2 separate regions of the Homo sapiens genome follow, and region 1 is linked to region 2. The links are chromatin loops, found by intact Hi-C in ENCODE. Cell type or tissue: A673. All regions are shown on one strand.

Region 1 (2,500 bases), 110 kb after region 2:
CCCCCTTCACGCCCCCAAGTTAACAAAAGTCATCATATTGGTGTGGGGCTATCAGCTGTGGCTGCCAGACTGTCCCAAACAACCCATCACCCATGTGAATAACACTTCCTGCCACTGTGCAGTGGGAGGACCCACATCAGAGGGTATTGTTCCAGGGTCATTGCTATGCATCACAGTGATTATGGAAAAAATAAATAACAGAGAAAGAGAGAGAGAGTGTGTGTATTTGTGTGACTGTGTGTTTGTGTGTGTTGTGCATTTACATAGAGTATCATACTGGATGCATCACTTTATATAGTTATTTTTTCTCTAACATCATGTCTTGGAGACCTTTCCACTTGTGGATCTACCTTCCTCTTTACAAATGATGCATGGTTTTCCATTGTATGAATATCTCAGAATTGGTTTTGCCAGTCTCTTAATGATGGGCATGTAGGTCATTTCTGAATTTTCACTATTATTAACAATACATCAGTGAACACTTTGGTACATGCCCCCTTGGGTTCAAGTACACTTTCTAAGATGGATAAGTGAGAATCACTGGCTTTCTCATGAATTTTGTATCCCTCGCTCACTGTCCAGCACAGTATCTGGCTTTCAATAAGCCTTCAGGAGATATTTTTTAGATGAATTTGAATAATTAAAGCTCACCTTGTCCATTCTAGTTCTTGTTTCTCAAACAGAAATCCCATCCAGAGACAATGTGAGCTGAGATTAATATTGCCTATGCTGAGAACAGAGGCACCTCCTAAGTTCTAAAGAAGGCTGGGAAGTCTTTCTACAGACACAATCATATCCAATAGTAATCACAAGTTTTAAAAGACCTCCTTGAAACAGGCAGAAAACAAAATTCAAATTAGACCCAAAGAGGTACAGCTTCTATAGAAGAAATTACAGCCATTTTTTTACAGCAACCAAATTTATCAACGTCTCTTTTTCTGCAGCCCAAATCCCTCCCATTTACAGATGAGAAAATTATTGTACTCATCATAAACATTAAAGGATATTTATGCAGTGTTCATCTGCTCTACAATTTCCATACACTTTATACGTCTTCATTCACTTGCAGCAGAGGCACATTAATAGCAAATGCTGAATGATAAATTATTTCTCATGGGAAAGATAGTTAATTTCACTGACCCCCATGTGTCACAATTCAATGCATCACCCTGGTTGAGGAAGCAGACCTGTGGAGAGGAAACCACAAAAAGACAAATCAATGCAAAGCTCTGTGATCCAAGGCTAAGGTCATTTTTAATGGAATAAAAGGCACTCCAGGGCTTTAGTTATTATACCACAATCACATGCCACTGTACCCTCAACTATAATTAGAGTGCAATAATACAAATCCTGGGATGTTTTCTTTAATTGGCACTGAAAGCTGAGGGAGGGATGAAAAACAACTATTTGTCAGGTACTAAGATTTAAAAAGAATAAATTGCAACATTGATTAAATAAAACTATTCATTTTGTGTTTTTTATTACAATTTCTAATTTTACTTTTCTTGTCCCTACCTAAGCTATTCACCAGATATAAAACATCCTTCCCCTAAACAATGTTGAAATTAATGACCCCATTACTGTGGGGTTGCAGATAGCAACAATGAGGCTATCCCTATTTTAGAGGTTATGTAGTTTGGCTGCGAGCTTCTTGTTGTTAGGGATCAATCACATCATGCATTGCTTGGGTGGGGGAGCAGTAGAGGCAATGTTGGAGGGAATTGGGTGGCTTACTAAGGTGTGACCTTTACTGGGAGCACGTGAAAACAACGTATGCAAAAAGTTATCCTCCTACTTCAGCCCTGGTGGTTTCCTAGTTCTGTTACCAGCTACCTCCTTCAAAAAACATGTTTTCTTAACATGACTTGAGCTAAATTTACTTTCCTGGTACCCTAAAGTCCCCAACTTGAAAAGTAGTCAAGTGTCAAGATTTATGATAATTTATCATAAGAAATAACCAAGTACTTTCCTGGAGCGTGAGGTTCTCTTCATGAGTACAACTTTTGTACGTTAGCATGGAACTGTATTCATCTTTTATTTCAAGTTATTTGTTTCTGTCCATATTTCTTTAGCTAAGTGTAATTGAAGTTAGAAGACAGAATTTCATCCACAGGAAGATAATCCTCATGAGTAATCTTACCCCACTTGGCTTCTGTTTGGTAAGCAAGGCTACTCCTGACACATGTGGCAGTCTGAAAAGTTCTTATTGAGCCAGACTGTAGAGTTCTTGGAAATCGCATACCATCTTCATGGGAATTATGATTCTACTCAGGCTGGGAGGAGTACATTAACTGAAGCATTTGGGAATATGTTAAATTCAATCCTTTCCAAGTCATAATTGTTTTTTGAAGGAGAGAAGGAAAAAAGGCTAAACTTAATTCAGGTTAAAGGGAAGTAGAGAAAAGAGGATGTGAAAGAAATTATTATTAAGAAAAAAAAGTGTGTGGAAATGGATGTGAGTTAAATGTTCCCTCTTTGGAGGAAAATGTGGAAACGGGGG
Region 2 (2,500 bases):
TTAAATAAAAATCAAATAACATCTTCTCCTACTGTTGCTAGACCACCAAGGTTGATAAGGCTAAAGTCTGTGGGACGAATGTACTATAAAGAATCTTCATGAAGAATCTTCCAGGTTATATGCTACAAAAGCCTTTTGAATAAAAGAAGATTTGTACGAGTCTGAATCAAACGCAAAACAATAGCTGAAATATGAGACATTTTTATTAGTTTTCCTAAATCATTTCAGCACTTAGCGCAGAGCCTAAAATATATGCAGCATTTAATATTAGTTTAGTTGATTTGAAATTTATCTGGTAACCAGCATCCAATCAGTTATTAAATTTATTCACCTGAAAGATTGACATTTATTTTCCCATTGAAGAGAAATAACAGAAAAGTCACTAAAATATTTAAACACAGATTTGTTGAACCATTCACACATATAAGGTGGACTACACAAGTCATGCTAGCATCTAATTCTAGTAGGAAGTAAGAATTTCATGGAGTCTACATGTGGATTGTGAACAAAGCATTTGAGAAACTTTAGTGGCTTACAGGTTAGTCTAGTGACCCAAAATTGGTGCAGATGATAAAGATTTCAAAATTGAGGGGCACTTTACATGTGTCATTTTGAATCTAAACATGAAAATTGAGTCTAACATGTCAATTTGATCTAAACATGAAGTATTGAGTGTTGGTCAATATTCCACACTGATTCTCCAAGACCATTCTGGGGGAAGAACTTTATACTAATGTAGACTCTTTTTTTTCAACCAAACTAGCTTGAAGTGTTTCTAATTTCAGCATTTTTTTTTCTGAAAACAGGTCTAAATTTATTCCCTTAAGATTGGAATCTTACCATGTGTCTCATTAATTCCAGGAAAATGCTCATGTTCACACTGAATGAATAGAGTAGAATATTCTGGATGTGTCCAGCTAGACAGAGTTTGCCAGGCTTATCACTTCTTAAAATGGCACTCTGTTTTCATGTCTGGGAGTCATTCCTGCTGATTAACTGGGGAGGCAGTATATCTTTGCTTGCATTTCCAATTGTAATTACATGGCAAACAAAAATAGATTCTGGTTAGTCTGTCTTACACATTTGCTTTTGCCAAAAGGTTTTCCTCTGGTATGGTGCTGAAGTCAGTACTCCTCTTGTACTCTCAACTTCTGTTTGGAGTGGCCCACTCACATGCAGTATTGTTGAGAAGTATTAAATTTGTTAAAGATGTCAACAAAAAAATGAAAAGAAGAATTTATACAGCACATTTCATGGCAAACAACCTTAAATCCCCCTTTTCTCCAAAGACTCCACTACTTTAACAGCAGTTATACTCAACCTGTCTGTCTGCCCTCTCCTCAACTTTGTCAAAACAAACTCTGCCCCTAAACTCATATTTCACTCATTTCCATGTAGAGGGAGGGAAGGAAGGAAGGAAGGAAGGAAGGAAGGAAGGAAGGAAGGAAGGAAGGAAGGAAGGGAGGGAGGGAGGGAGGGAGGGAGGGAGGGAGGGAGGGAGGGGAGGGGAAGGGAGGGGGAAGGGGGGGAAAGACAGAGGGAGAGAAGAAGGGAAGAAAGAAATTTTGTAAACGGCAACACAATTTATTGGAAGATAGCAGAAGAAGTTACTCTGTTAACACTCAACCATAACAACCCTAGTTTCATTCAGGCATCCCCTTAGTGTGGTACCGGTAAGCATATCAAAATAGTTATTCCCAACATAACAGGACTTTCTCCAAGAGGTACTATTTTGCAGCAGTACAGATGCTTTCCATATTGTTTCTGTAAGAAACAGGCAACTGGAACAGCATGATTTCTGCATGGTAACAGATCTAGAAGCCTGTGCCTTTAAGTTCCAGAGAGCAGATGGACAGTGAAGTCAAAGTTTGAGGATATTTCCCCACGCAAATAAAGGAGTGGACCTATAGGGCTCAACTTTCCCAAAGTCATCTGGGTCCAAACCTCATTAGAGTCCCAATGCAGAGGGAGAAATCTTGACTCGCTGGCAAATAGCTATTAATATAATCTCAACTGGTATCAAATAAGCACTTAAGGGTTTTAATCTAAGGTTGGCTGGTAATGGGGCGATGTGGATTTAGGAGAATTATAATTATAGATGCCAGGAGTGATGTACTTTTATTTATTTTGCATTCTAATAGTGATCTGATCTTTTGGTGTTTGAAAGCTGCATTTTTAATGTGATTAACTCAAAATAATGATTATTTCAGTGAAGAATTTATATTGAAATCCTATTTAATCCCTGCCTGTTTATTGCTAAACCAACATGGAAAAGTATGATATTCATTGACAATTTGGAAATATATCTCCTGTAAAAAAGTCTTCTATATTAGGAAGTTTAGTTGGATTTAATGACCAGAATGTTATCACAAAAAGTGAATATATTTGGCCTCAGGCAAGAGAATAGGCAAAGTTCTGCACATGCAAAAATTATGCAATGTAACTATACACAATTTTACACCAATACATTTTAGAAATATTTTCAAAGTTCATAAAAAAC

Evidence for each region. Hi-C counts contacts between places; a loop is a spot of excess contacts. Peaks named below come from ENCODE experiments on the same cell type or tissue, not always from the same donor. Only the 100,000 strongest peaks of a DNase experiment are listed, where the experiment ranks them.
Region 1: a loop joins it to region 2, with 9 times the contacts of the local background. A loop is called at or near these places in 1 of 110 quality-filtered maps.

Annotation. Positions count from the first base shown.
Region 1 is chr6:81,791,839-81,794,338 of GRCh38, forward strand. No RefSeq gene overlaps it. Among named protein-coding and RNA genes, the nearest start is that of LINC01526, 21 kb to the right of the region's middle. In A673, no CTCF peak of the experiment used is centred here; DNase peaks (open chromatin) are centred at 1,193 and 2,163; H3K4me3 peaks cover 367 bases; H3K27ac peaks cover 429 bases.
Region 2 is chr6:81,681,425-81,683,924 of GRCh38, forward strand. No RefSeq gene overlaps it. Among named protein-coding and RNA genes, the nearest start is that of TENT5A, 70 kb to the right of the region's middle. In A673, a CTCF peak has its summit at 1,009; DNase peaks (open chromatin) are centred at 1,167, 1,177 and 1,757; H3K27ac peaks cover 2,375 bases.